2 separate regions of the Homo sapiens genome follow, and region 2 is linked to region 1. A link is an interaction called in ENCODE POLR2A ChIA-PET data of the cell type or tissue named here. Cell type or tissue: PC-9. All regions are shown on one strand. Links, peaks and the distances in the headings refer to the core of each region. The heading gives the core; the rest is flanking DNA. Region 1 overlaps IGSF23 (immunoglobulin superfamily member 23). Region 2 overlaps NECTIN2 (nectin cell adhesion molecule 2).

The links. Peaks named below come from ENCODE experiments on the same cell type or tissue, not always from the same donor. Only the 100,000 strongest peaks of a DNase experiment are listed, where the experiment ranks them.
Region 2: POLR2A ChIA-PET joins it to region 1 with 6 read pairs; 4 of 35 experiments call an interaction of 5 or more read pairs at or near these places.

The regions. Positions count from the first base shown.
Region 1 is chr19:44,622,540-44,628,835 of GRCh38, reverse strand. IGSF23 (immunoglobulin superfamily member 23) reads right to left here. Exons shown (of 5, transcript NM_001205280.2): 2 at 4,864-5,129; 3 at 1,263-1,416. Among named protein-coding and RNA genes, the nearest start is that of IGSF23, 12 kb to the right of the region's middle. In PC-9, for the core only: no CTCF peak of the experiment used is centred there; a DNase peak (open chromatin) is centred at 2,615; H3K27ac peaks cover 2,926 bases.
Region 2 is chr19:44,850,643-44,855,642 of GRCh38, reverse strand. All of the region lies in intron 1 of NECTIN2 (nectin cell adhesion molecule 2), which reads right to left. Among named protein-coding and RNA genes, the nearest start is that of NECTIN2, 6.8 kb to the right of the region's middle. RefSeq lists an enhancer at 4,273-5,000. In PC-9, for the core only: no CTCF peak of the experiment used is centred there; no DNase peak of the experiment used is centred there.

The sequences.
Region 1 (6,296 bases), core at 603-5,602:
GTCCTGCTTCCCAGCCTCACTCCTCTCCTTAGCGCTCATCCAACATACTATCTTTTTTAAAAGATTTATTATTATTACTTTTTTGACTCAGGGTCTCACTCTGTGTCCAGTGTGGAGTGCAGTGGCATGATCCTAGCTCACTGCAGTCTAGACTTCCTTGGGCTCAGGTGATCCTCCCATCTCAGCCTCCTGAGTAGCTGGGACTATAAGTGCATGCCACCATGCCTGGCTAATTTTTATATTTTGAGAGAGATGACAAGATGTCTTGTCATGTTGCTCAGGCTGGTTTCAAACTCCTGGGCTCGAGTGATCTACCCACCTCGGCCTCCCAAAGTGCTGGGATTACAGGTGTGAGCCACTACACCTGGCCCATCCAATATACTATCTATATTTCACTCATTCATTGTGTTTCTTGATGGTGTCCCCGACCAGGATGCAAGTTCCATGAGGGCAGGGTCTTTCTGCTGTTTCTTCCCTCGGTATCCTCAGTGCCTGGCACAGAGCGGTCACTGCAGATATGTGTAGAGAGGACGAACATAGTACTTACCACATTCCAGGCACTGCTTTAAGTTTCTTAGAAATATTCACTCACTGGACGGGTGCAGTGGCTCATGCCTGTAATCCCAAAACTTTGGGAAGCTGAGGTAGGCAGATCATGAGGTCAGGAGTTTGAGATCAGCCTGACCAACATGGCGAAACCCTGTCTCTGCTAAATATACAAAAATTAGCCAGGCGTGGTGGTATGCACCTGTAATCCCAGCTACTCAGGAGGCTGAGGCAGGAGAACTGCTTGAACCTGGCAAGCAGAGGTTGCAGTGAGCCGAGATCGCACCACTGCACTCCGGCCTGGGCAACAGAACAAGACTCCATCTCAAAAAAAAAAAAAAAGAAAAAGAAAAATTCACTCACAACAACCCAACCCAACAACCCAGAGAGTCAGATGCTATTATTATCATCCCCATTTTGCAGATGGGCAAACTGAGGCACAGAGAAGGGGAGTGGCTTGCCCACAGCCTCACTGCTAGTAAGTTACAGAGCTGGGACTTGAAGCCAGACAGCCCAGCTCTAGTGTCCTCTTCTATCTCTTTGTTGCTGTGATCCCATTTTGGAAACCAGTGAGTCAGATGGGCTCCTCAGGAGTCGCTATCACCCTCCCTGATGGGGGTGTTGGTTTCATCTCTGTTTCCTTGTTGAGCCAGCTCTGTGCCCCATGGGGGCTGAGTGGATGTTGCCCAGTGGACGGGGGTGAGGGATAGAGGTACCTTAGGCTCTGGATGATGATGAAACACATGCCTGCAATCAGTGCCCCGGCTCCCAGGATCCCAGCCGCAAGGAGCCCGATGGCAGAGCCTCCTGACAGGGACAGAGTGGGGTCTGGCTCCATGGGCTCTGCTTCTGTGGGCTGCATGATGGGTTCTGGGGACCAAGGAGGGGTGAGATTGGAGGAGCCATCTGCCCGCCCTCCCTGTGCACCCCTCCCTCCTGCCATTCCCCCTCCCAAGTGTCTCTTCAATCCATCCTTCTCTTCCATCCTCCAGGTCTCTGGCCCCCTCTCCTCCCTGCTCTCCTGCCCTAGTCCAGCACCCATCCACCTTCCTACCACATGGAAGCCAGGAGGATCTTTCTAAAGCTCACACCTGACCCTGTTCCTCCCCTGCTCAGAACCCTGCTGTGGCTTCCCAGCACCCTGGGGCAGAAGTCAGTTTCTCACCTTAGCCTTCGAGGCCCTGCCACCTGGCCAGCCTCATCTCTCTCATTGCCCTGCCTTTATAGCCATGCAACCCTGGACTCCACTCAATTTTCCAAGCTCATCCCTTTCTTTCTCTCTTGCCTCCAGGCCTGTCCATGCTGCACTGTCTCTCTGGAATGCCATCTCTCTCTCTTGGCTTGCATAATTCCTTTTTTTTTTTTTTTTGAGACAGAGTCTCCCTCTGTCACCAGGCTGGAGTGCAGTGGCACAATCTTAGCTCACTACAACCTCCACCTCCTGGGTTCCAGTAATTCTTGTGTCTCAGCCTCCCTGGTAGCTGGGATTACAGGCACATGCCACCATTCCCAGCTAAATTTTGTATTTTTAGTAGAGATGGGGTTTCACCATCTTCTTCACCATCTACTTCACCATGTTGGCCAGCGTGGTCTCAAACTCCTAGCCTCAAGTGACCCACCCGCCTCAACCTCCCAAAGTGCTGAGATTACAGGAATGAGCCACTGTACCTGGCCAGCTAAGCATAATTCTCAGCTCAGGTGTCCCTTCTTCCAGGAAGCCCTCCTTAACTCCTAGGCTGAGTCTCATAGCTCTCTGGGCTCCCCCATCCCAGCCCTGCCCACTCTGGTGATCACTGTCTGTGGACACTGGACTGTAAGTCTTGTGAAGGCAGGGCTGCAGCTGTCTTGGTCACCAGAGTGTTCCCAGCTGTGTGGGCTGGCCACACAGCAAGTGCTCATAAACATTTCCTGGGCAGTTGATGAATGAGCAAAGGAGGTCTTGGAAGTATTGTCCTTCTCACTGAATATCAGGGTCACTAGGTGATATAAGATTTACATTTTTTCCCCCAGTGCATCAGCCCTGAAGCTCCCACTGGACCCTGGCCAGGGAGGTGAGGTGGTTCTCTGGGACCCAGCCAAGCTGAGATTCCCATCACGCATTCCATTTCCATGTCCCAGCTCTGAACCTTGACTCATGCATTCTTTCCTACCCCAAATACCCTCCCTCTCTTCTCTCCTGGCCAGTTCCTCTGCATACCTCTAGTTCACTCCAAGCCATGGTAGTCCATTTTCATACTGCTATGAAGAAATACCTGAGACTGGGTACTTTATTAAAAAAAAGGAGGTTTAATGGACTCCCAGTTCCACATGGCTGGGGAGGCCTCACAATCATGGCAGAAGGTGAAGGAGGAGCAAGGCATGTCTTACATGGCGGCAGGCAAGAGAATGTGTGCAGGGGAACTGCCTTTTGTAAAACCATCAGAACTCGTGAGACTTATTGACTATCACGAGAACAGCATGGGAAAAACTTGACCCCATGATTCAGTTACCTCCTACCGGGTCCCTCTCATGACACATGGGGATTATGAGAGCTACAATTCAGGATGAGATTTGGGTGGGGACACAGCCAAACCATATCACCATGTGTCCCTCCATGAATAACACACTAAAAACAATATTCACCATAACAGCTGCTATTCAAGGCACCTGCTGCCTGACAGTTGTTCTGCCAAACTCAGTCACCCCTTGTTTTCGTTCCTTATAACAACCCTGAAGAGGTATATAGGATTACCTCCATTATACACATGAGGAAACTGGGGCTCAGAGAGGGGAAGTCACTTGCGCTAAGTTACCCAGCCAGGAAGGCACGGGAACAGGGACTGAACTGAGTTTTGACCAGGTCCCAAACCACTTCTCTGATCTCAACAACTTGCTGTCATTTTGATTGCCACCTAGGGCTCCATATACCGACTGTATATGGTAATAGCTACAATTAATAATGACAATGCTAATTGCAACAGTGTTATTGGCTCACGGTTATTGAGCACTCATTAGTGTTCGATAGTGCTAGACATTATTGTTTTAAGCTATTCACCGGCTTATCTCATTGAATGCTCACAACTACACACTGGGGTAGGCACTATTATCTTCCCAGTGTTATAGATGAGGAAACTGAGGCACAGAGAAGTCAAGGCACTGGCTCAGAGTCACACAGCCAGGGATTCAAATTCCAAAGCCATTGCTTTGAACCACTCCTTAGATGATGACAATGGTGATTTTTTTTTTGAGACAGTCATCCTCTGTCACTCAGGCTGGTGTGCAGTGGTGCGATTACAGCTCACTGTAGCCTTAAACTCCTGGGCTCAAGTGATCCTCCCATTGCAGCTGGGACTACAGGTGGCATTACCATGCCTGATTAAATTTTTAGTTTTTTTTTTTTTTTTTTTTTTTGGTAGAGACAGGGTCTCACTATGTTGTCCAGGTTGGTCTCTAACTCCTGGGCTCAAGTGATCCTCCTGCCTCAGCCTCCCAAAGTGCTGGGGTTACAGGTGTGAGCCACTGCACCTGGCCCACTCCTTAGATTTTGATCTGCATTTTTTGTAGGTATGTGCTGAGACTCAGAGAGGCAAAGAGGCTTCCCATGTTCATGTAACAAGCAAATGGTTGGAGCCAAGGACCCAGGTAGCCTGGTCCAGATCCTAAGCTGGGCTTTCATCATAGTTAACCTCTTTGAGCCTCAGCCTGTCATCTGAAAATGGCCTAATTGGCTGGGCGAGGTGGCTCATGTCTGTAATCCCAGTAGTTTGGGAGGCCAAGGTGGGTGGATCACTCGAGCCCAGGAGTTCGAGACCAGCCTGGACAACACAGTGAAACCCCGTCTCTCCTAAAAATACAAAAATAGGCCAGATGTGGTGGTGCATGCCTGTAATCCCAGCTACTCAGGAGGCTGAGGCATGAGAATCACTTGAACCTGGGAGGCAGAGGTTGCAGTGAGTTGAGATCACAGCACTGTACTCCAGCCTGGGTGACCGAGCAAGACTCTATCAAAAAAAAAAAAAAGAAGAAGAAGAAGTAGAAGAAGGAGAAGGAGAAGAAGAAGGAAGAAGAAGGAGGAGGAGGAGGAGGAAAAGAAGGAGAAGAAAGAAAAAGAAGAAGAAAGAAAAGAAGAAGAAGAGGAAAGAAGAAAGAAGAAGAAAGTGGCCTAATAATCCACAGTCCGCCAGGTGGATGGAACATTGGAATGACATTTTGCCTATAAAGGGTCTCACAGGGGACTGCTCATAGTAGGTGGCTTAATGGAATCATAGAGGCTGCCACAGGCTGGAGAGGGTGCAGGGCTCTTGGGTGGGGTGGGGTGGGGTGGAATGGGGGACTCACTTGGCAGCGAGATGGTTACAGGCTCAGAGACCAGCTGTTTCTTGCTGTTTGTGGCTATGCACATGTAGGTGCCCAGCTGCTCACAGGACAACCGTCGGATGAACAGCTTCTCTCCCATCCCACAGGGCACCCCACTGAAGGTCCAGCTCAGCACAGGCTCAGGGTCCATTGTCACCACCCACTGCAGGATCACAGAATAGTTGAGCTCACTCTGGATGACTCCCCGGATAGCAGCTGGGAATGTCTTCAGTGGCATTAGTTGGAGGCTGTCTGTGCAAACAGGGAACAAGGCCACAAGAGTGGAGTCCACTCAGAAAAGCTGGGCATTTCTTCTGCCCACCATAGAGACATCCATTCTTTCATGTGTTCATTCATTCATTAATTCACCCATGAATGTGTTTGAAGAGCCTGGTCTGTGCCCAGTGCCCCCAGTCCAACCCCTTGCCCTTCCCACTTCCAACGGCCAGCACCTGCATCCCGTTGCCTGAGGACTTTCACTGGTGGCCAAAGCCTACTCTGCCCATGGAGGCAGCAGGCTGGAAGTGCTGGGGAATGAGCACATCAGGGAGCAGCCCTCCACAATGCCAGGACACGTTGGTATATAAATTCCCCAGCTCCCTCTCTGCTATGTGGGATAACTCTGCAGAGTCATTCCACACCAGGGCCTGAGTTCCCCAATGGGACTGTGCTCCAGTTGCCCATGGTAACCAGCTTGGGAACACAGCTTTTATTATTTCCTGCCTTCTCTGCCTAACTTCCCCACTCTCGAGTTCCTTGCACCTCCCAAACAGACTATCTGTCCTTGAATCCTCGCCTCTGGATCTGGGTGAACCAAATCTAGGACTCTAAGGCTCTAGGACTCGGGGGCTCAGCAGTGATTAAACAGACGCTGTTGCTGCCCTCATGAAACTTACGATTGAGTGAGGAGAGGGTCAACAAACTGACAAGTATATATAGTGGTGGTAAGGGCTGTGAGGAAAACTGCACAGGGCTGTGGGGTTGGACTGGGGGTGGGGTAAACCCGTTTCAGGTAAGGTGGGTCAAGGAGGACCTCTTTGGGGAGGTTATGTTTGAGCAGAGTCCTGAAGAAGCAGAGGAATAAGCCATGTGGATTCCTAAGAAAAAAATGTTCCAGGCAGAGGGAACACCAAGTAAAAGGCCCTGAGATGGGTGTGAGCCAAGGTGGGCATAGAGAGGAGGGAAAGGGAGAGAGGGCTGGGAGAAGAAGTCAGAGAGATAATGGGAGCAGATCATGCTGGGGTTTCCTGGGCCAGGGTGAGGACTCTGATTTTGACTCTGAGTGCAGTAGGACCCATGGGAGGACTGCCCAGAGGAGGGACGTGAGCTGGCTTAGGTTTGAACAGGCTCACTCTGGCTATCATGTGAGAACTTGACTTTAAGTTTGGAGGAGTGGAAACAGCCCAGCGAGGAGG
Region 2 (5,000 bases), core at 1-5,000, 230 kb before region 1:
ATTATCACCAAGAATGCCTGGAAGACGGAGTAGGGGTGGTATGGGAGGAACCTGAAGAGGCTTGACCTGTCTGAAGGAGGGAGGGACGATGAACGAAAGAAGAGCTTCCTGGAGGAGGAGACCTGAAAAGCTGAGCCCCAGGTCCCTGGAGCCCCACACCCTTCACCTCCTCCAAGTCCCTGGGTCTCTGGGATTCAGAGTTTTTTTCTTTTTTTTTTGAGACAGATTCTCACTCTTTCGCCCAGGCTGGAGTGCAGTGCCACTATCTCGGCTCACTGCAACCTCCGCCTCCCAGGTTCATGCCATTCTCCTGCCTCAGCCTCCCGAGTAGCTGGGACTACAGGCGCCCGCCACCACGCTCTGCTAATTTTTTGTATTTTTAGTAGAGACGGGGTTTCACCGTGTTAGCCAGGATGGTCTCGATCTCCTGACCTCGTGATCTGCCCGCCTCGGCCTCCCAAAGTGCTGAGATTACAGGTGTGAGCCACTGCGCCAGGCTGACTCAGAGTTCTTTTTTTTTTTTTTGAGACGGAGTCTTGCTCTGTCACCCAGGCTGGAGTGCAGCAGCGCGATCTCGGCTCACTGCAACCTCCGCCTCCCGGGTTCACCCCATTCTCCTGCCTCAGCCTCCCGAGTAGCTGGGACTACAGGTGCCCGCCACGACGCCCGGCTAATTTTTTTAGTAGAGATGGGGTTTCACCATGTTAACCAGGATGGTCTCGATCTCCTGACCTCGTGATCCGCCCGCCTGGGACTCCCAAAGTGCTGGGATTACAGGCGTGAGCCACCGCGCCCGGCAACTCAGAGTTCTTTTTAAAAAAATTTTTTTTGAGGTGGAGTCTCACTCTGTTGCCCGGGCTGGAGTGCAGTGGCGCAATCTGGGCTCACTACAGCCTCCGCCTCCCCAGCTCAAGTGATTCTCCTGTCTCAGCCTCCCAAGTAGCTGGGATTACAGGCATGTACCACCATACCCAGCTAATTTTTGTAATTTTAGTAGAGATGGGGTTTCGCCATGTCAGCCAGGCTAGTCTCGGACTCCTGACCTCAAGTGATCCACCCGCCTCGGCCTCCCAAAGTGTTGGGATTATAGGCATAAGCCACTGCACCTGGCCAGATTCAGAGTTCTTGACTTAAGGAGCAGTCCTGTGGCTTCCAGGGGCCCAGATCTTCCTTCTAAGGGAGGCTCCCCTCCAATCCTCCATTTAGGATGGCATCTGAGCACTACTGGATTTGGAGGATTAAAACAAAAAAACCGACTTTAGGATGGGGCGGTGGCTCAAGCCTGTAATCCCAGAACTTTGGGAGACCAAGGTGGATGGATCACTTGAGGCCAGGAGTTCGAGACCAGCCTGGCCGACACAGTGAAACCCTGTCTCTACTAAATATACAAAAATTAGCTGCATGCCTGTAATTCCAGCTACTTTAGGGAGAGTCGCTTGAACTCAGGAGGTGGAGGTTGCAGTGAGCTGAGATTGCGCCACTGCACTCCAGCCTGGGTGACAGAGTGAGGACTCGGTCTCAAACAAACCCACCACTTTTAGCTTCTTGTGGGGCACACTCCTCGGGGGGTTCTTTTACCCCGAGATACTCCACCTCAGCTGCCACCTCCTCTCCCCTCCCTGGTTGACTGCTCTTCCGCCCTTTTGCCCTGTTACGTTCTCTGTCTGCATAGTGCTTCTCACCATCTCACACACTAGATATATCACATCCTCCTGGAAACTGACTGCCAGCGCCACGAGGGCAGGGATCTTCTGTCTGTTTTGCTCACAACCTGTACCCTCAGTATCTGCAAGAGAGATTGGTACCTAGTAGATGCTCAGTACTTGCTGAATAACGAATGAATGAGGTTCTAAAATCCCTGGGCGCAATGGCTCACGCCTGTAATTCCAACACTTTGGGAGGCCGAGGAGGGCGGATCACGAGGTCAGGAGTTTGAGACCAGCCTGGCCAACATGGTGAAACCCCGTCTCTACTAAAAATACAAAAATTAGCCGGGCGTGGTGGCGGGCCCCCGTAATCCCAGCTATTCAGGAGGCTGAGGCAGGAGAATCACTTGAACCTAGCAGGCGGAGGTTGTAGTGAGCTGAGATTGCAGCACTGCACTCCAGCCTGGGGGACAGAGTGAGACTCCATCTCAAAAAAAAAAAGGGCCAGCTGTGGTGGCTCACGCCTGTAAACCCAGCACTTTGGGAGGCCAAGGCAGGCAGATCACGAGGTCAGGAGATTGAGACCATCCTGGCTAACACGGTGAAACCACGTCTCTATTAAAAATATAAAAATTAGCTGGGCGTGGTGGCAGGCCCCTGTAGTCCCAGCTACTCGGGAGGCTGAGGCAGGAGAATGGCGTGAATCTGGGAGGCAGAGCTTGCAGTGAGCTGAGATCGCGCCACTGCACTCCAGCTGGGGGGACAGAGGGAGACTCCGTCTGAAAAAAAAAATCCCATTGCTGTAAGTTCCCCATTCTGAATTTCTAATTCCAAATGAATGAATAGGATAGTTCAGGCCCTGTGGGGTTAACATTCCTTTTTTTTTTTTCTGGGATAGGATCTCACTCCGTTGCTCAGGGTGGAGTGCAGGATCCCAGCTTGCCGCAGCCTCAACCTCTTGGGTTCAAGCAATCCTACCACCTCAGCCTTCTCAGTAGTTGGGACTACAGGCGGGCACCACCATACTTGACTAATTAAAAAAAATTTTTTTTTGTAGAGAAGGGGTCTCACTGTTTGTTGCCTAGGCTGTTCTCAAACTCCTGAACTAAAGCGATCCTCTTGCCTTGGCCTCCCAAAGTGCTTGGATTACAGGCGTGAGCCACCGCGTCCTGCCTACAGTCCATTTTTAAGGCATTTTCACCTCTTTCTCTCTCACCTCATAAGCAATCTATCAGGAAACCCTGTCACCTCCTTCTTTGACATTTATCTAGTTAGACCACCTCTGACGCCTCCCCAGTCCCTGCCCTGGTCTAATCCACTGCCACTTCCCACCTGGAGGACTGCAGTTGTCCTTGTGGTTTGTTCCTATGCACAGCTAGAAGGATCCTGCTAGAAAGTGCAGAACACGCCCTCCTCTGCACAGAGCCCTCAGGAAACAAGCCCAAGTCTTTTCTGTTTTTTTTTTTTTTTGAGACGGAGTCTTGCTCTGTCTCGGGCTCCTGCCTCAGCCTCCTGAGTAGCTGGGATTACAGGTGGTGGCTACCATGTCTCAAAAAAAAAACAAAAAAAACAAAAAGAGAAAGAAAAAACCCTCACAGGCTGGGTGCAGTGGCTCACCTGAGCTCAGGAGACCAGCCTGGGCAACACGGTGAGAGCCCGTCTCTACTAAAAATACAAAAATTAGCTGGGCATGGTGGCACCTGCCTGTAATCCCCACTACTTGGGAGGCTGAGGCACAAGAATTGCTTGAACCTGGGAGGCGGAGGTTGCAGTGAGCCAAGATCACACCACTGTACCAGCTTGGAAGACAGAGTGAGAGAGTGAGACACTATTGCCAGCTTGGGCAACAGAGTGAGACTCTTGTCTCAAAAAAAGAAAAAAAAGAAAAAAGAAAGAGCCCTCAGTGGGGCAGGGGTCTCGGGGGGAGGCGCCGGGATCAGGGTCGGGGCTGTGGGGACGGAGGATGGCGAGATTGGAAACACACTCAGAACTTGGAATGGGAAAGCAGGACCAGCGGTGGGGGTGACAGGGAGAAGCTGGGAGGGTTGGGACTTGGAGGCTGACAGGGCTGCGGAGGTAAAGGGGACAGGGGTGAGGGCCGCTGCCCAGACGCTCTGCATGTCAGGTGGAGGCAAGGGAGATACAGCCAGGAGGTTGGTCAGCCTGGAGTGAGCCCCCATCATCCAGCACACTGCTAGGCAGGGGCTGTGCCATGAACTTGGCCAGGACATGGCCAGCACCATAGCCAGGGGACTGTGGCCATGGGAACACCAGCCTCCCTCAGTGTCACTGGGCAAGCCAGACTGGTGACAGCTTCATGAAGTGTGAGCTGGGTCCCCAGACACACTTCCTCTCCCTGTGGACTGCACCTGCAGGCTTCCTGTGGTGGCAGAGTGGAGGCTGCCCAGGGTGTAGTGTGAGCCCATGGGAGAACAATGGGGACAGACACAGCTTGAGACCCCGAGATCCAGGGATGGGTAGACCAAGGCAGCGAGGAGGGTGCAGAGTGACCTATGGAACCCTGGAGGAGAGGTTGGGGGCTTGGACTCCTGGGTCTGAGAAAGGAGGGGGCTGGGGGCCTGGATTCCTGGGTCTGAGGGAGGAGGAGCTGGAGGCCTAGACTCCCAGGTTTGAGGGAGGAAGAGCAGGGGGCCTGGGCTCCTGGGTCTGAGGGAGCAGGGGACTGAGGCTGGACCCCTGGGTCTGAGGGAGGAGGGACTAAGGGCCTGGACTCCTGGGTCTGAGAGGGGAAGGATGGGGGCCTGGACTCCTGGGTCTGAGGGAGGAAGCACTGGTGGCCTGGACTCCTGGGTCTGAGAGAGCAGGGATGGGGGCCTGAACTCCCAGGTCTGAGGGATTAGGGATGGGGGCCTGGACTCCTGGGTCTGAGGGAAGAGGGCTGGGGCCTGGACTCCTGGGTCTGAGGGAGGAGAGGCTGGGGCCTGGGCTTCTGGGTCTGAGGGAGGCGGGGCCTGAAGCTGGACACCTGGGTCTAGGGGAGGAGGAGCTGGGCTCCTGGACTCCTGCCTGGCTGGCTCCCCAGGGCCTGGCTTCCCCCGCAGATCTATAAAGCACAGCGACCCAGCCTCCCATGGCAAGGCACGTCGGGACTAGAGAAGGCCCTTGAAGGCCAGAGGCTTTGAGTACTGGCCTCAGCTGCTGCCTCAGTCACCTTGTCAGTTAATTAATTGTATTAATCACAGTGCCCAACCCCCACAGCGGAAATCCAGGAGCTGGTTCAGGGAGTGAGCAGCGGCTGCAGCAGCCAGGATGTAGGGCTGTCTGTCTGTGCCTGGATTTCTGCACCTGCCCCCTGGCCTCCTCTAATCCGTGTGTTTTGTTTTGTTTTTTTGA